Linked DNA regions of Homo sapiens: region 1 is linked to region 2. Evidence: read pairs that join two places in POLR2A ChIA-PET (ENCODE). Cell type or tissue: GM12878. All regions are shown on one strand. Each heading gives the region's core, and the rest is flanking DNA. Links, peaks and the distances in the headings are about the cores only.

Region 1 (16,156 bases), core at 4,588-8,587, 270 kb before region 2:
CCTGGCTTCGTAACAACCCCGCTCAAGGGAACTAATCCATTCCCACGAGAAGTGACTCGGGCTTGCCAGAATGAGAACTCAGTCACTGCCTCGAGAATGGCACCAAGCCATTCGTGAGGGACCCACCCTCATGACTCAGACAACTTCCACTAGGCTCCACTTCCCAGCACCACCATGTTGAGGATCAAATTTCAACAAGATTTGGTGAGGACAGACCGAAACCATAGCAGCGCATAACTTTAGCGTTAGAGTTCTTTCTGAACATATTTTAGGATGTGGTTTTTAGAAGAACACGTCAGTTGCTAGTGAAGTTTCTTAACTGAAATGAGGGAGTTGCTGGTTCTTGAAATTTCTGCTGCTCCTTATGATGCGAAGTGGAGGTAAAATTGATTTCTGGGGAGTCTAGGGGAAATGTAAGCACTCTGACCACATAAACAAAGGATTTTGTGAAAATAAATCTTATATGCCTTGGAACCTTTAAATGGGGTTGAGGGAATGAGACTTGAAGACAAGTGGATTCTGATGAAAGAGGCCAGTGGCAAATGTGTATTTAAAAAAAAATGCATTTTTTTGCAGGTACCAGAGTGAATCCTAGCTTTGTCCTTTGCTAACTTTGGCCAGTTACTTAACTTTATTGGTTTTCTTACCTTTAAAATGGGGATAATGAGAATTTCAACCTTCTTGAGTCCTTGTGAATATTAAATGAGATGTGTGTGCAAAGCACCAGAAAAGCATTAGGCACACAGAACTTTTTTTTTTTTTTTTTTTTTGAGATGGAGTCTCGCTTTGTCACCCAGACTGTTCAGTGGCGCACTTTCGGCTCGCTGAAACCTCTGCCTCCCGGGTTCAAGCAGTTCTCCCTGCCTCAGCCTCCTGAGTAGCTGGAATTACAGGCGCATGCCACCACGCCCGGCTAATTTTTATATTTTACATAGAGATGAGGTTTCACCATGTTGGCACCATGTTGGCCAGGCTGGTCTCGAACTCCTGAACTCAGGTGATGTGCCTTCATCGGCCTTCCAAAGTGCTGGAGCTGATATTATAGACATGAGCCACTGTGCCCGGCTGGCACACAAAATTTTATAAATGGTACCTGTTTTTAATAGCCAGTGTTTAAGATTCATGAAACAAAAGTGTGCCTAAACACGCTCTCAACGAATGCTATGCCACTGTTGTGAAGACATGGGAGAGAGCTGGAGCTGTGACAGCAGAGATCCCACAGCGAATAAAGTGGCAGAACCAGAATCTGAACTGGCTTTTGGCTGTTGTCATGCTTTCTTCTGTGCAGAGCAGGAGTGTGATGAATTAAGGCTCACAGGGCTACCAGGAAGAGGTTTTTTGTTTGTTTGTTTGTTTTTTTGACAGAGGTTTAGCAAAGATGGCTTTTAGGATTTAATTTGTCCTATATCTCCCACCTTGAAGAAAAAGGTTCATAGCTACTCTTCATATTCTCATTGCTGAAATTATCAGCACGAGTAGGGTACACATGCCTTGCTGTATATCTTTGTGTTAATATGGGGCCAGTCACACCCCCTAGGTGCATATAAACAGGGACATTCAGTGAAAGTGAACAGCATATGTCTTCTTCCTGTCCCTGTGTGTTATTTTGCAGTTTTTCTACAGAGGAATTGGAGGTTGGCATTTGAGCCAATGGTCCCCATTCCCATAGCTGTGGTAGATGTTGCTAATTGATCACAGAGCTTTTTGCTACTGAAGCCTGAACGAGGTCTTAGAATCATTTTCAATAGTTGGTCTGGGAGAGGACTTTTGTGCCATCTCTGTGCCTATAATAAGGCAGATTAACCAACCTTCGAAAATAGCATGAGAAAGAGAGGTGTATCCAAGTGGCTACTGTATTCTTGGAAATAGGTGTGCTGCTACATGGGCAATTTTTAAGGTTTGCTTGTCCATAAAATTGATTTGAACTTATATTTGACTCACATTTGTTTATTCAGAAAAAAAAATCCAGTCTCTTGATGGTGGTTACATCATATTTTAATTGGTAAGATCCACTAATGGAGGTATAGGGATCTAAATTCACTTGCTTATTTTTCCTTCAAAGCCCAGGGGTTTTGCATCAGATTATGGCGCTTGTAGGAGTGTTTATATTCCGAAGTGACACCTTTCTGAATTCTTAGCTATTTAAGTAAGTGTTAAGAATGGGCTTGGTGACAGCAGTTTTTAAAACTGTGATTGACTTATTGGATCTTTTCCCTCTGTTGTTTATACCTGACAGAGTATCTTATGTTTGTTCTGAATAAGTTGATTGTTACCTTTAGGGTAGCTTGTTTCTCAAAATTTGAGTGGTCCTCTGATCAGTGTTATTTTTGATAAGGAAATTGAAGAGTAGGCATGAAAGGTGAAAGGAATTCATTTGCAAAGCTGACATCAGATAAATTTTAGGTGCTTGGTAACATACCAAGTACTCGGATGACATCAGGTAATCCCGTATTTGTTTCCTGTATATGAGTTTTTCCACCTCAAGATTCCTTTTGATGTTGAGCCTTTGCTTAATGAATGTGAAATGTCTATAGAGCTCTCTGTTCAATATGGTAGCCACCAGCCACCTGTGGCTAGTAAACACTTCAAGTATGGCATGTCTAAATTGAGATGTGCTTCAAGTGTAAAATATACACCAGATTTCAAAGACAAATGAAAAAAGAATGTGAAATATCTCATTAAAACTTTTCATTGACTGCCTATTAAAATGATATTTTAGATATATTAAGTAGAAAATGCCATTGAAATTACTGTCACTTGTTTCCTTTTACTGTTTCATGTGACTACCATAAAATTTTAAATTACACATGTGGCTCGCATTTGTAGCTCGCATTGTATTTTTATCGGACGGCACTGGTCTAGAGAGCTCTTTCCAACCTTTTCTCACCTTCCAGAAGAGCATTTCACAGCTGTAATCCCCTGTGTGACATTGATTACCTGTTTTCTCTTCCCTACCCCTTCAAAATGTAGGGCTAAGAGAAACTCTTGTAATTGATGGAGAAGGTTGTCTCCTAGAAGATACTGCCTCTGGGATATTCCGGGTATGTTAGGATAGCAGGTTAGGGTCATTTAGCTTTGTGTGCCTGTTTACCCATCTGTGAAATGGGTTTAACAGTCCCTGCTCTGTGAGGTTGTTGGAGGAGTAAATGAGGTAAACCATGTAAGGCATTTGGCACAGGCCTTGGCATCTAGGGAGCACTTGAAAATAAAAGCCGTTGTTATTATTTTACCAGCTCATGAGTAGACATTTAGCAGAGTTCCTGGCATTGATTTCTCCCTCTCCTAGTTCCTGTTGGTGCTACATCGTGGGACCTGTGTGGGTTGCAGACTGGTCCCTGCTACCTAGAAAATCCAGGAACAACATCTCGCTTGAGCTCCTGCTCAGCAATTTGAAAGGTAGAAGGGAACTTGGAGATTTTCAGAGATTGCACACGGCCTGCGGAAGCTTCTTGACAGACTGATATAATCCATTGCAGCAATCAGCCCCTGGTGCCTGATGAAAGAGCTTTATAATTTCATGTATTTCATGAATAGCCAAGCTCATTTAGGATCCAAGCTGTGGACTCCAGGGTATTACCAGTGGTCCAGGCTTTAATACAGCTGTGGATTTATTTGACCAGTTGGATTGGGTGGTGGTCTCTGCATCTGAGTAGTGTAGAGACATCCAAAATCCCCTCTTGGGATGTTTGGTTCCTTTCTCCAACAGAATGCTAAAATGGGTGGCTTTTCCAAGTAAGGTGAATATTCTCTACTCTCCAGCCTGCTACTTAATTTGGAAATTAAAATGTGGAGAATGTGAGAGGCAGACAGGACATACCCATCTGAGAAAACAGTTAGGTCTGCCCAGAAGGGCTTCTAGCTTGGATCCCATTGAGTCCATGTGCATCCACAGGCCAAGGAAATGGGCAGTGGTGGCTAATGGCTAGGGAGGGATGCAAAGGCACAGCTGGGAAAACCCCATCCCTGTTTAATTGTTTTTGAGGTTCCCCCGATGGAAATACTTCCTTCCCAGGGAATGTTTGGCAGGGTGGACACATGCCCTTTGTTTGGTGCAGGTGATAAGAATCTGGGTTTCAGTGGTAAGTTCTTTTACGAGGGATAAACAAGGATGTTAAAGTCTTGCAGTTAGTGTGTTGAAGGGGCGCTGGAGGATCCTCAGGCCCCATCTCGAGCCTTGGAAACTCAGGGGAGGGCTTCTGAGAGCAGCCTGTGAGTGTCCACATGGGAGTGGGAACAAAAAGAGTTCCCTGAGGACTAGCTAATACCCTCCAGCAGAGCCAGACTTCAGAGTGACTCTGAAAGAGACTAGTCCTTCAGACCTTTCTGTTCACACGGAACTTTGGCCAAGTTATCTCTTGCTACGTTATCAAGGCAAACCCTTTCTAGGGAGTGCTGTGATCACCTGCATCTGCCTCTAGCGACAGCTCCCTCTCCCCGTGTCCCTTCATGGGGTCTGGGAGTTTTACTCTTGTGTAGTATTTTCCACTGAAAGCCCCAAGGGAAGAACATCTCCTTCACCAGGGGTGAGGGAGGGCATCCTGAAATTCTGCTGCTATTCCGACACGTGTTTTTTACAATGTGGCTAACACAAACCATTTTTTGAGCACCTACTGTGAGCATGAGCTGGTAAAATAAAATAACTTCATCTTAGGGGCTGGACACACTTTATCTGTAATTCATCCTTGCATTTTCCAGGTGTAAAAGTTGAGGTTTTGCTAAGTTAAGAAATTTGCCCTGTATCACGTAACTTGGAAAGCGGCGAAAGCCAGGCTTCTGACTCCAAAGCCAGTGCTCTTCTTTCTAACAGTGTGGTGTTTCTGTTCATACATGGATACCATCTACGCGCAGCTTGTGAATTGCACTTATTGGATTGAATTTTGGGTACTTTAAGAGCTGAGTTCTGAAAAGGAGAAAGGCCAGGTGAGCGAGGACAGAAGGCTAACTTAGACTGATATCTTCATTTTCTGGCACTTGGCCACTGTAGGGATACATGGAGTAGGGTGAAGTCTTTGTATACACAGCTGACCCTCGAACAACATGGGTTTGAACTGTGTGGGTCCACTTATACATGGATTTTTTCTTCAATAAATGTCTTAGAAGATTTTTTGGAGATTTGTGACAATTTTTAAAAAATCACACATCAACCATGTAGCTGAGAAATATTGAAAAAAATAAAAAATATGTCATAAATGCATAAGATGCATGTAGATACTAGTCTGTTAATGTGTTAACTGATGGTTTATGTTATTAGTAAGGCTTGTGGTCAACAGTAGGCTATTAGTAAAGCTCCTGGGGAGTCCAGAGTTGTACTCTGAGCCAGGCACGGTGGAACCTGTAATCCCAGCTACTCTGGAGGCTGAGGCAGGAGGATTGTCGGAGCCCAGGAGTTTGCAGCCAGTCTGGGCAACATGGCGAGACCCTATCTCAAACAAACAAAATTAAAAAACAAACAACAGTTATACTCAGATTTTCGACCGTGCAGGAGTCAATACCCTTAACCCTTGAGTCGTTCAAGGGTCAACTCTATTCTGATTTTTTTTTTTTTTTTTTGAGACGGAGTCTTGCTCTGTCTCCAGGCTGGAATGTAGTGGCGTGATCTCAGCTCACTGCAACCTCTGCCTCCCAGGTTCAAGAGATTCTCCTGCCTCAGCTAATTTTTGTATTTTTAGTAGAGACGGCGTTTCACCATGTGGGCCAGGATGGTGTCCATCTCTTGACCTTGTGATGTGCCCGCCTCAGCCTCCTAAAGTGCTGGGATTATAGGCGTGAGCCAATGCGCCCGGCCATCTGATTTATGGTTGATAAAATACTATAATGTATTTTAAACTTAGTAAGTGTTACATATGTTAATAAAAGTAAGGGAAAAAAACCTAACTGGGTAAGTGTGTTTTATTCCTGTGGCTAAGAATAAAATAAAAGGACTTAACGATTATTATTTTCTTTTGGCTGCAGAAACCCTTCAGTAGATCTTCTTAAGTTACCTTGGGTAACAGGATATAATTATACCCTTGGTCTGCAGAGGGCATGTTAGCAAGGTACTGTGTGATTTGTACTGGTTTCTGGAGGTTTTGGAGTAGTTACAGGGAAGTAATGTCTTGATGGAGAGAAAATATTTGTGTTTCCCTCATTGGCATGTTAGTCCTAGAGCATAGCAGACATGCCTTCTTGCTTTCTGACTTTTCAAAGCCTGGGCTTGGTCCATTCTGATGTTTTTCTCAATGGTATTTTTTTGTACCCATCTATAGCCAAGGAAGCAGCCATGTAGCCAGGGATGAATTTTAAACTTCTCTGGAGGTGGATACTCCTTGAATAATGAATCCCATCTCACTGTGCTCTCAGTTAGTTCTAGCCTGGAGGAGGCGTTGTAAATCTAGTCGTTAATTCCCCCAGAGAAAGTTGCCAGGGTTTGTTTTTGTCTTTCTTTCATGCCACACCTGTTAATTAGTTCCAGACACTAGCTAATCAGACTCAAGTGTAAAAGCTCTGGGGTAAGAAGGAAGGTCAAATCAGCGGTCTTTCTCCACACACAACAGAAGCCCTGGTTTTAGTAGCAAGGTTTCATGGCATCCTTTTCCCCACCTTAGTTCCCTGACTCTGCATTTGATTCATTTCTGAGTGCAGGCTGTGCGTAGCTCTGGGGCTTTTTGTCTTCTGTGGTGTTAGGTTTGTGCTTCTCAGTTTTAGAGCGTGTGGCCACGAGAATGTGAGAGGGGGAGCAGGGCAGAGTTAATGAGAGAACCCATGGTTGCTTCTTTTTTTCTTTTTTTTTTTTTTTTTTATGAGACAGTCTCGCTCTGTCCCCCAGGCTGGAGCGCAGTGGCACAATCTCGGCTCCCTGCAACCTCTGCTTCCCAGGTTCAAGTGATTCTCATGCCTCAGTCTCCCAAGTAGCTGGAATTAGAGGCACGCGCCACCACGCCCAGCTAATTTTTATATTTTTAGTAGAGACAGGATTCCACCACGTTGGCCAGGCTGGTCTCGAACTCCTGACCTTAAGTGATCTGCTCACCTCAGCCTCCCAAAATGCTGGGATTACAGGTATGAGCCTGTACCTGGCATATAGGTCCTTCTTTATCTTGGCATGTACTGTACTCTTATTTTATTTTGTTTTGTTTTATTTTTATTTTTATTTTTTTGAGACAGAGTCTTGCTCTAACACCCAGGCTGGAGTGCAGTGGCGTGATCTCCCCTCATTGCAACCTCCCCCTACTGGGCTCAAGCCATCCTCCCATCTCAGCCTCCCGCATAACTGGTACTACAGACGTGTACCACCATGCCCGGCTGATTTCTGTATTTTTTGTAGAGACAGGGTTTTGCCATGTTGCCCAGGCCGGTCTCAAACTCCTGGTCTCAAGTGATCCACTCGCCTTGGCCTCTCAAAGTGCTGGGATTACAGGGTGTGAGCCACTGCACCTGGCCCTTATTTTGTTTTATTTATTAATTTTTTGGTGCTGGGAATGCTGAGTATATCATATATTCATACATGTCATTATATCTAAATGATAAAAATCACAAGAGTAGCAACCACATGTAGCCAAAGTGGAAAGCTGTCCAGTACATTCTTTTTCGTCCTGGCACAACTCTGAGATTGATGCTGTTTCTCTAGGGGGGAATGGGGACAGCATGAGATAGAACAATTTATCCGAAGTGGCGAGTGCAGCCAGGACGTAGCCTGATAGGAACCCAGAAGCCTTTGCCTATGTTTGATAAGAGTGGAATTCATGTTAACTTTAACCATGTATTCTGTGTTTGTTGGGATGCTGTGAAGGGAAGGATGACCAGGCTCACTCTTGGGTCCAGCTGTTGACTTCTGGACCTTCCTGTTTCCAGGCTGTAGATACAGAAATGAATGCCTGAGATGTCCAGTGGGACGTTATGATTTTTAACTATTAGGGAGTTTCCTCTTGTACATTATTGCAAGGAAGATAATGGATTCAAGTCAACTGTTAGTGGAAACGCCATGTGTTAGCACTTTGCTTCGGGTTTTGGGGGTTCAAAAAATGTGTGCAAAAAGTCCCTAAAGCAATGTGTTGCAGTGTAAGACTGAAGCTAATAACATGCTGAAATACTGATTCAGATCCCAAGTGTTCAGGAGCGATAGAATAATGAGATAAGATACCTTCCTACGGGTATCCTGGCTGGTATTTTATGTACACAATGAAGTGAACACAAAGTGAACAGAGGCAATAATGAGCATACGGTGGTTGACCATGAGGCAAATGGGCTTATTCCTAGAGATGAATCATGCATGTCTGGGACTTGGACCCATATCTGCCTTGTATCTTAGGTGCTTCCTCATGGTATAAAGCCATTAGTGACTGCTAGCTGGCAGATGGGCCCTGCAGAGATTTGAGAGGCTTGGGAGCCAATGTTGATACGCATGGGAGCCAATGCTGGATGCATTGACTGGCCCCTGAACGCAAGGCTGAGGCATTGTCCATGGAGACTGAGCACAGGGAAGGGCTCAGTGGCTTCCTTACAGTGGTCTTGTAAACTATAGTGTCTCTGTGCTTGCTGGTCATGGACTAGCTTTGTGTCCTCAGGCCCCAGTACATCTATAAGATGGGATGATGATCCCTGTCTCATAGAGCTGATGGAAGAATTGGATGCGGATGTAAGTAAAGCACTGGTCCCTAGCAAACACATGATTATTGTTGTTTTTATTGTACTGCTATTATTTTTGCCTGCCTAGCATCTCTTTTAACATTCTTTGCTAATAGGACCTTTGCTACTCTTTGGGTATTGATCTCCTCTCCTCTCTGTGTTCTTGATGGGATCATCTGCTGATTAAGGAGCTCTGTCCACACCTTTTTGAGGGTGGTAAAAAACTCAGGCTGGGCTCGATACACCTTTTCTCCCTAGAATTGGCATCTTGAGCCACGTGACATGAAGACATCCTCATCTTTCTCAATTCCTGCTCCCTGAAGCTCAGAGCCACTCTGATCCTTGCCCTTTCAAAGCTGGATTGTTTGGTTCTTGGTTGGTGTCTCTGAGATGTCCAAGGTTCTCTCAATACATTCTTTTAATGCCTACGTTAACCAAGGGTTGATTTGGGTCATTTTCAATCAAAGGGCACCAATATCAGCTGGAAGTACACAGAAGGATAGATAACTAGATGTGTTGAGAAGGACAGGAACCTTCTCCCCTGCCTGCCAAAAATAATCCTTTAATAGTGGTTTCATTTCTTTGTTTGGTTTTTCGAGTTCATTCATTTTGAGCTTTTTATCTTCGGGAATCTGAGGACTTTTATTTTGGTGCTAGGGACAGCCTCTCTGGAGGAGACATGCTGATAACACTTAGCCTTAACTGCTTCTCTTGATTTTATTTGTAAATTAGAATCCTAAGGATCTGTAAGGAAATGAGTAAAACTTAATTGTACAACATTTAGAGCCTGAATTAAAAATAATAATAAAAAGAGTCTATAATGGTAAGAGGCCCTGGAGGATGAGATGAATGCTGAGCTGTGTGTCTGGGCATGTATTTTGTCCACACCTAATCCTTTCTGTCATGTTTTAACTACTCCTTAGAGTGGAGGTCAGCAGTGTCTGATTACCTCCAGAGTTCCTCTCTCTTATCGTATCTTGTCCCTCGCTCCATTTCCTTTTCTGGCATTATTGGACAGCAAGTGTTACAACTTAAAATCAATACGAAGCAATTTCATTTGTTTATAACTATGAAGATGAGCGCTTCCAGCAGAGCACTGTACTTTCAAGTAAAGTTTAGGTTTTTTTTTTTTTTTCTACTTTTTCTGTCTGGTGCCCAAAATGCATTAATTTTTCATTGTACGAGTTTGCTTATGTTATCCCGCTTTGATCTAAGGCCTTGTTACCATCATCATCTCTTTAAAACTGGGATTGTTGGCATCTGAATCATTTTTGTGTTTTGTAGGTCCTTAGTAATCACAGCTCCATTGAGTTTGTCCAGCCCTCACACGGAATCTTATTAAAAATGCAGCATCTCTGCCTGCCCCAGACCAATGGAATCAGAATTTGTGTTTCAGCAAGATCGCCAGGTGACTTGGTACATGTTGGAGTTTGAAGACTGCTCTGTGTTTGAATGGGATGTCATTCTAATCTCCACGTTTCTTCATAAATTTTTCACTAATTATTGAAGTATAGCAAATGTTCGTTACAGAAAATAGGGGAATTCAGCTGGGTGTGGTGGTTCACGCCTGTAATCCCAGCACTTTGGGAGGCTGAGGTGGGCAGATTGCTTGAGCTCAGGAGTTCCAGACCAGCCTGGCCAACATGGCAAAACCCCATCTGTATTAAAAATACAAAAATTAGCCTGGTCTGATGTCTGGCACCTGTAGTCCCAGCTACTTGGGAGGCTGAGGCAGGAGGATCACTTGAACCTGGGAGGCAGAGGTAGCAGTGAGCCAAGATTGCGCCACTGCACTCCAGCCTGGGCAACAGAGGGAGACCCTGTCTCAAAAAAAAAAAAAAAAAAGAAAAAGGAAGAAAAGAAAATAGGGGAATAATTCATATAGGTACGTGGAGGAAAATGGCAATCTTCTGTAAATCATCTGTAACCTCAACACGCAGTCTTATGACTTGCCATTTGGTACTATAGCCATTGGGTGGGTTGTTGATTCATTCTAAAAAACAATATTAGAGGCTGGTGTGGTGGCTCCCACCTAAATCCCAGCACTTTGGGAGGCTGAGGAGGGCGGATTGCTTGAGCTCAGGTGTTGGACACCAGCCTGGGCAACATGGCAAAACCCTGTCTCTACAAAAAAAGTACAAAAATTAGCCAGGTGTGGTTCCGTGTGCCTATAGTCCCAGCTACTTGGGAGGCTGAGGTGGGAGGATGGCTTCAGCCCAGGAGGCAAAGGTTGCAGGGAGCTGAGATGGTGCCACCACACTCCAGCCTGGGCAACAGAGCCAGACCGTGTCTCAAAAGAAAACAATATTAGGACAATATTGCAAATATTAAAACATCTTTTATTCAGCATGCAGTTTGATTCTTAGGAGATGAATGATGAAGATCCAAGTTCTGTTTTGGTCAGTGGCACAAAATTCTTGAAGAAACCTTCTTTTCTCTCAAACCTGTTTCATTTGTTGGGGACCTACTGTGTGCCAGGTGCTGCTGCCTACCTTGGGGAACCGTCTAGTTGGTAATCACAGTGGAATATGAAAAGACACTGATTGGGCTATTGGATTATAACATGAATTTTTAGTGAAGCCTCTGGACGGTTGAGACAAAGGAAATTATTAATGCATTTTGTTTTCTGCTTTTTCTTTTTTATTTTTTGCCTTGTTTTGCTAGTATGGATTTTGATTTAATTGCTACTTTAATTGCTTTCATTGGGTGATAGATTCCTCTGATTGAGTAGACCTTTTCCATCCCCAAATATCTAGGAGTTGAAACTTAAGGTCAGGAAGGACAAGTTCTTCAGTGGGAAATAAAAAAAAAAAAGGTGGTTGTCTTGGCAGCGGAAGCTTGCTAATTACACTGCCAGTTGTAGTATCTATTTATGATGGAGGCACTGGGGACCCAATTAGCAGGTCATTTTCATGTAAAAGTTTGGGATTGGACTCTCGTGTATGAAGATGATATGGCAACCAGTGAGCACCTTCCCAGTGCAGGGGAATTGAAGGTGGTTTTAGATCTCATTGCCTTGGATCTCCACAGGTCACTGATAGGAAACTAAAGCTTGACTGTTCCTTCTGTTCGTTTGCACCACCAGTTTCTAAAGTTATCTTGTCTGCAGGGCCAACATTACTGAAAAGTTGCTACTTTTGAGAGCCTGACTTCCTGGGAAGGAACTGGTCATAGTGATGAGACCAATAGGGTTGTGAGAATTTGCAAACTGGAAACATAGGGATGGGAAAGGCAGTGGGACCAGGAGGGCATTGACACATCCCTTCGGTCTGGATGTCCCATTTGTTTCGGGGCTGCCTCCCAGAAACAATCTACTTGGCTTCTTTGACTAACATTGATTTGGAAATGCTAGAGCATCATCAGACAGACTGGGCTACCGTGTTCTCTCCCTGTTTATTCCTTATCATTTGTAGACCTCGTGTTACCCAGGTATTTCTGTGCCCAGATATATGTGTCTGCTTCCAGCTCTCTGCCCACATGTAGGACACAGAGCAGGTGTGACTCACCTGGTGGATGCCAAGAACAGGGGAGTCTGTGATGGCCCATTGCAGGGGCCACTGTTACGGGGGATGGGGGTAGTGTTCTGACTCCTTTTTATGTTACTCACAGCAGAAATTAAGGGCCTATGGTGACAGTATACACAGTCTTGATGTTAGTTTATTTGTAGCACTGATGGCAAATATCTCCCTACATTATTGTGTAAAATAGAAATGTAGAAAGCAAACAGGCATGCTGTGTATAAAGGGCTTTTAACAGGGAACTTGTAGCTATCACTTATAATTTGTCCTTAAATTGTTAAATTTTGAAATAATTTCAGATTTCTAGAAAACTTACAAAATTGTACAAAGGATTTCTGTGTCCCCTTCTCAGGTTCTCCAAATGTTAAGTTGATCACATTTGTTTTTTCTCTCTATGCACATACACTCTTTCTGTCAGACTCATTTTCTCTCAAACACACACTTTTTTTTTTCTGAGCAGTTTAAGTTGCAGCCGTGATGTTTCTTTACCTTTAAAGACTTGAAGATGTGTTTCCTCAAAACAGGGACTTTCTCTTGCTTAAGTATAATACAGTCATCAACATCAGAAAACCAACTCAGATACATTCTGTTATGTAATTACAGACCTTATTCAAATTTAGTTAATTATCCCACTAATGTCTTTTATTTAATAGGAAACAATAAAGTTTTTCATTTTATCTTATTTTATTTTATTATTTTTTTTAAGACAGGGTCTTACTTTGTCATCCAGGCTGGAGTCCAGTGGCACAATCATAGCTCACTGCAGCCTCAACCACCTGGGCTCAAGCAATCCTCCCACCTCAGCCTCTTGAGTAGCCAGGACTACAGGTGCACACCACCATGTCCAGCTAGTTTTTAAAATTTATATTTGTAGAGGTGGCCTTACTGTGTTGCCCAGGCTGGTCTCAGACTCCTGGGCTTAAGTGATCCTTCCATCTTGGCCTCACAAAGTGTTGGAATTCCAGGCATGAGCCACTGCAGCTGTCCCATTTTTTTTTTTTAAACTTTTTTTCTGGTCCAGGATCCAAATCCATGATCACCGTGTTACATTGGGTTGTCTTGTCGCTTTAAAAAGTCTTCTTAAATTAGGAACTTTCTCTTTCATGACCCTGCCCCTTCAAGAGTACAGACCACTTAATTTTGTAGACTCTCCCTCACTTTGGATTTGTGTGATGCTTCCTGTGGTTAGATTCAGGTTATTATTTGCTTTTTATTACAGTTATGCGTCCTGTTTCTGAAAGGAGGCATGGAGAGCTCGTTTCAACTCTTTTTGATCTGGTACTCTTACTGCAGGGAGAAAGTTTTGAACATATACCCCTATTATACATACTTTCCTAAATTACAGTTGTACTCTTATACTGATGTTATATCTATCATAAAACATTCCAGAAATACAAAATTTAAGGATAATTTTTTTTTTTTTATCTTGAGACAGAGTCTTGCCCTGTTGCCCAGGCCGGAGTGATGTTGGCTCACTGCAACCTCCACCTCTTGAGTTCAGGCAATTCTCATGCCTCAGCCTCTGGAGCAGTGATGTGATGTTGGCTCACTGCAACCTCCACCTCCTGAGTTCAGGCAATTCTCATGCCTCAGCCTCTGGAGCAGCTGGGACTACAGGCCTGCACCACCACTCCCTGCTAATTTTTTGTATTGTAGTAGAGACAAGGTTTCACCATGTTGTCCAGGCTGGTCTCAGACTCCTGAGCGCAGATAGTCCGCCTGCCTTGACCTCCCAAAGTGCTGGGATTACAGGAATGAGCCGCCGCGCCCGGCCCTAGGAGGGATAAATATTCATTAACATTCATATATATGAAAAAAATATATACACACACATACTCATATATGCATCCGTGTATATGTATGCATAGATGCTCTGTTGTTTTCTTCAAGTAGCACAGTGCTGGAGACTTCTGCAACAAACAGCAGTTGTAGTCACCTCTCTACAGGGAGGAAGAATTCATAGCATGCTAAGTTGGGATTTATTGATCTCTCCATAGCTTATAGGATTTCCTGTAAAACAGGGGTCAGCAAATCATAGCCTGGGACCACCCAGTCTGGCCCACTGCCTATTCTGTACAGCTAGCAAGCTAAGAATATTTTGCTACATTTTTAATTGTTGAAAATAATTAAAAATAATATTATTTTGAGACGGACATAATTATATGACTTTCAAATTTCAGGTCCATAAGTAAAGTTTTCTTGAAATACCCATGCCCATATTTTATTGAAATAGCCGTATCTGTTTTTTTATGAACAGCACCACAATGGAAGAATGCTGTGTAGCCTGCATGCCTAAAATATTTATTATATGGCCTGTTACAGAAAAAGGCTGCCAACTCTTACTCTAATACCATCTCATTAAGGAAACTATCACTTGTTGAATGATATGTTCCAGGTCCTGAACTTAGCACTTTGCATATATTAATTTAATCTTTGCCCCAAACCCATGAGATACAAGGGTCTTCTCAGATATCTGCTTCTAAGATACTGTCTCTGCCATAGAAGTGAGAAAACTTTGAGGCTCACAGAAAAATTTCCCCCAGTTACACAACTGGCCAGTGGCAGGGCTAGGATTTGAAAGCAGTTCTTTTCCATTTTGGTTGTTGGTGACTCAAAGTCATTCTGAACTTTCAGAATTCAGGTGGTTGATGGGGTGGGGTGGGGGTGTCAGTATGCGTAGCTCAGGCCACTAGACTGGTCTGCGTGTCAGGATGGCCTTGTCCGTTGCTGTATGCTTAGCACATGGGGACACGTGGCAGCTGCTTAGTGAAGAGTTGTCGGGTGGATGGATGAGTGGATGGGTAGATGGGTGGATGGATAGGTGGATAGTGGACAGCTGGATGGATGGATAGATGATGCCTAAACTCAGCATGGAAAATGAAAGTCGAATATGGATGTGTAGTCAGGGTCAGTTACTAGACTAGATTTATAGAAAACAGCCACTCACATTTGGCTAGAGCAAGAGACCCACAGTTTAGGGAATCTGTGGTGAGAAGTTGAGGAGTTAGGCCAGAGATGATGCTAGGAGCCAGAGGGTTTCAGACTGATGCTTTCCGAGACACGTGGTAAGTGGTGACTCAGGATGACACAGCTCTTTGGAAATGCCTAGAGCTTGTGTCCGTGTACCATTGGGCACAATCCTTCTCAGGATGGCATCATCTTCTATTTCAGAATGAGATGGATGGGCCAGGAGCATGGCAGCATCTACTCCTGGAGTAGGCATTGTTGGCATTTATTTTTTTCTTTAATCAAAAAAAAAAAAAAAATAGGCTGGGTGCGGTGGCTCACGCCTGTAATCCCAGCACTTTGGGAGGCTGAGGTGGGCGGATCACTTGAGGTCAGGAGTTCAAGACGACCCTGGCCAACATGGCCAAACCCCGTCTCTATTAAAAAATATATAAAAATTAGCTGGCGTAGTGGCACGCACCTGTAACCACAGCTACTTGGGAGGCTGAGGCAGGAGAATCGCTTGAACCTGGGAGGTGGAGATTGTGGTGAGCCAAGATCGTGCCACTGCACTCCAGCCTGGGCAACAGAGCAAGACTCCATCTCAAAAAAAAAAAGTATAATACATAAATACGTTTTTTTCTTAGAACATTTCAACTAAGGCTTACATCTGTTGACTACTTCCCTCTTGTCCTGCTGCCCTAGAGTATGAAGAGATTTGAATAGGTTTACAAAAGTATATTTATAGAAATACATAGATTATTTTTACATGAATAATATGCTGTATTTATCATTGTATTGCTTGTTTTTTTCATTTGGTAATAGTTTAAAAAATACTTGATTGTTGACCCCTAATACATTTAGCATAGTCTTTTTAGTTACAGTATAGTATTCTATTGTTGAAAATATGTTGCAGAGGTGCCATATGCAGTGGCTCATGCCTGTAATCCCAGCACTTTGGGATGCCAGATCACTCGAGGTCAGGAGTTCAAGACCAGCCTGGCCAACATGATGAAATACCATGTCTATTAAAAATACAAAAATTAGCCAGGTATGATGGTGCATGCCTGTAATCCCAGCTATTTGAG
Region 2 (4,000 bases), core at 1-4,000:
TCTCAAAGACCTCACCTTTATGAGTAAAGTAGACATTGATTGCCACTGCCTACCTGACATCCATGTCCCTTCCTCTTTGCATCTGTTCATCTAAATTCCATTTATTGAATGATTTCTTTGTAACAGCTGTTGTGTTACATGCAGGGGATAGGATAGTGACCAAAGCATACAAACATGCTTGTCCTTGCGGAGCTTACGTTCTACTGTGGGAAACAGACAAAGAGTAAGAAGTATGTTGTATGATGATAAGTTCTAAATAGAAAACATTAAAGCAGGGAAGGGGGGTTTGAGAAAATGGAAATTTTAGAGAAGGTGTGTGCGAGGTTCAGAATGGCCCCCATAATCCCCACTTCCAGGTATTCACACCCTTTTTTAGTCTTGTTAAACAAAGAGAGCTGGTTTGTGTGATCAGTTGACGATGGCAGAGGTGACACTGTGTGACTTCTTAAGACCAGGCCGTAAAGGAATTGCGGCTTCTGCCTTTGGGCTTACTATTGATTGTTTCCTTTGGAACAAGCTCACTCCAATATCATTAGAACGCTGGGGAAGAACTGAGGCTCCACCAACAGCTGGTACCATTTTGCTGGCCATGTGATTGAACCACTTAGGAAATGGATCCTCCAGTCCATGTTAAGCCTCAGATAACTGCTGACCCAGCTGACATCTTGACTGCAATCTCATTTAGAAAACTTGTTTCAGAACTGCACAGCTAAGCCATTGCTACATTCCTGACCTATAGAGATGGTGACAGATAATAAATGTTTATTGATGTTCTAACTTAGTGAGTTTTGGGGGATTTAGTTACACAGCATATGACAACTAAGATGCAGAGTGCTAGGAAAGTCTTTACATAAAATATTCCTTTTGGGGAATTCACTGTGACCCCTTTGTTTTCTCCTCCAAGTTGATGTGTTCTGGGGTGAGCTGTTTTCCTTCTCTGGGCTCTAGGAATGGACACATGACCCAGGTCTGGTCATTTAGGTTGTTAAGATTGCTTTGATTGGATTGGAGATGAATATGTGGCCATGGCCATCTAATGAAAGTCTCCTGTGCTTTACTTCAAATGGCCACATCAAAGTCCTTCCTGTGCTGAGGCTTCTGTGCTTTTCAGAACATAAGCTCAGAGGAACCGGTGGCCATTCAAAAGAGAAAGGCCTGTTTGAGAGTGCAGCCAGCACTGGAATGCAGAACTGAGTTGACAGCAAGAGAATGAGATCTCTTGAGAGAACAGCAGCCCTGTGCTGCTAGAAGGTAGCAGTACTACACACATGCACAACAGATGTACCCCCTGAATAGTTACGTGAGACAATAACCTCCTTGCCCTTTGGTTTTCTTTTGTTTAGGCCACTTTGAGGTGGGATGGTTTCACTTTAAACCAGTGCCCTGAGTTTTCACCATAATTATAAAAACATTGAGCCTCGGTTTCTTATCTGTAAAATAGGTCTGATTTCACCTATTCTCATCTATAGGCTGTGAGAAATTAATAAGGGAAGACAGGTAAAGTACCTGGCAAAAAATTGATTCCTCTGTCTTCTCTATTTACTCTGTTTCTCCTTCCTGCAACTATGTACCCCATTTTGTTTGTTCTCCTAAGGTCTGTGCCTGTTCAGTGTGTACACATACATATTCATGGACATATGAATACATGCTTTTTAAAACGTGCACTATTAGGGAAACTGTACTGGTGCACTGTAATATACATGCAGCATTGTCAGTCTGCTGGCTTATCAAGCACTGTGCTAGTGGACTAGATATAGATGAGATACAGGAAGGTCTTTTCCCGTAAGAAGAGCAGTCTCATGTGAGTGGGCAATACTTACCTGAGGTTTAAACTAGGTATCAGGTAAGATTATAGCTATTTGAAGATCCACATATCCTAAAAACCTGTAATATGAGGGTCCTAGAGAAGGATAATGCTGACAGTGTGATAGAGAAGGTTCCGTTATATTGCTGGCTTATTAATAAAATTGCATATTACAATTTTGAATTTAAGATGCCAAATTCTATGTTTTAGCATTTTTTTCTTTGGTGCCTAAATCGCACATTTGCATTAATTTTTCTAGTAGAGGGAATGCCGCTGGTTTATAGTGGTATGAAGTATTTTTGGAGATGGCTGTGATTTAATTTCTTCTTATTTTCACTGCATCAGAAGGTGAACGCAGTTACTGAGTGGTTCTCTTGTTTGACAACAAGCCTTTCCCTTGCCTGTTTTGTTCCCAGCCTTGTACTTAGGTCCCTAAAAGTGTTACTAAGCTCTCTGGGATTGCAGCTGCTGACCTTAAGACATGAGCCACCTGTAAGGTAAAAGTAATAGTATAGAAAGCTTTCATAACTGGGCTCTTGTTCTAGATTAGCCGCCTTTCCTTTTCTTGTAGGAATTCTTCCTCAAGCAGTTCTCTCAGAACCATGGGTTTTGTAGTCATCTCATTGCAGATTGTACCTTCAGTGTTTTGTAATTAATCTCCTCTAGACTTTCATGGTGTAGAGAAAGATGTTCTCATACCCCTTCCAAAACAGCAGGATTCTTGCCCAAGTCTGGTGGTTTTCAAAGTGTGTTCTGGAATTCTGTGGTTGCTTGGAGTCTTCTAAAATTTTACTTTCTATATTTTGGTCTTCCATGTAAAACTTCAAAACTCAGTTTCAAGAAAAGCTTCTAAAATAGCTTTAAAATGTTCATGTTAAAGTAGACTTTATAGTCTTGTAATGTTTTACTAAGGGGTATAAAATAATATGAAAGGGTAGGCCTTTTTTTTTTTTTTTTTTTTAAAAGCAAAGCACTGATTTAATTATAGTAATTTCTTACTTTTATTTCTCTCTTAGTACTTCTCATACTCTTGGTTTACTGGTGCTTCAGGCCTCACATTAGGAAGCTTGCTGAGGTGTAAGCCTGAGGTAGTTGGAATGCTGTCTTGCTGGGGGGCTCTGGGACCTTGGAGGTTGGCATTAAACCAAGGAAGTGTGGAGCAACAGCCACTAGATGTCAAGGTGTTGTGGAATGGGGGAGTGGGTTTCCCTTGAATTAGGAAGAAACAGATATCTCTATATCCCTCTGGCCACATAACTTAAATTTTACTTCTTCCTATTTCCAGAAGAACTTTCCCTTCCTCCCATCATGTTTTCCTTATTGATTGGGAGGATGCTAGTGATATTGATGGGTGGGTGCTAGTGACAGTCAAGTGTGATGCCCTCAGTCTCTTGTACTTACGTAGAACATTAAGACTAAGGGTCTTTTAAATTGTAAAATACACATAACATAAAATTTACCATTTTAACCACAGTGTACCTCTCAGTGGCGCTTAGTATATTCGCAGTGTGATGCACCCATCACCATTATCTAGTTCCAGAACATTTTAATCACTCCAAGTGGAAGCCTCATACCCATTGAGCAGTCACTCCCCACTTCCCATTTCCCACCGCCCCGGCAACCACTGATCTACTTTCTAAGACCAAGAATTTTACAAGGTATTTTAGAAATTACAAAATTTATATTTTAAGCTCTAGCATAAGAACAAGCCAAAAGAAACAGTTACATGGAAACGAAGCCCACAGTTTGCACCATGATTTCATTCTTCTTTTCATCATTTCTGATTTGCCATCTCAACCTTGGTTCCAAAACATTTTGAAATATATCCTTCCATACTTTTTTTCTCATTGCATGCATACAAGTGTATTCCCGTATTTTGATTCATTTTCTGCACTGTTTATAAATATAGAACTATAGTGTACACATCCCTCTGCAACTAGCTTTTTCTGAACAGGTTTTGTTAACATGTCTCCAGGTCATTAACAAACAACTCTAACTTATTCACTCTGTAGCTGTGTAATATTTCATAAGGTGGCTGTTCCACAAATTACTCATTATGCTGCTCTTGGAGGCCCTTTGAAGAATTAGTAATTAATGCTTAGAAAGTCTTATGAGGAGGACTGGACAGGTAGAATTAGCCCATTTTGTATGTTGGGGCACTGAACCTCAGAGGGTAAACCATTTAAAGTCACATAA

The links. Peaks named below come from ENCODE experiments on the same cell type or tissue, not always from the same donor. Only the 100,000 strongest peaks of a DNase experiment are listed, where the experiment ranks them.
Region 1: POLR2A ChIA-PET joins it to region 2 with 6 read pairs; 3 of 35 experiments call an interaction of 5 or more read pairs at or near these places.

The regions. Positions count from the first base shown.
Region 1 is chr3:61,574,850-61,591,005 of GRCh38, forward strand. The region is part of intron 1 of PTPRG (protein tyrosine phosphatase receptor type G); the gene reads left to right. Among named protein-coding and RNA genes, the nearest start is that of PTPRG, 21 kb to the left of the region's middle. In GM12878, for the core only: no CTCF peak of the experiment used is centred there; a DNase peak (open chromatin) is centred at 6,641.
Region 2 is chr3:61,852,907-61,856,906 of GRCh38, forward strand. The region is part of intron 2 of PTPRG (protein tyrosine phosphatase receptor type G); the gene reads left to right. Among named protein-coding and RNA genes, the nearest start is that of PTPRG, 290 kb to the left of the region's middle. In GM12878, for the core only: no CTCF peak of the experiment used is centred there; no DNase peak of the experiment used is centred there.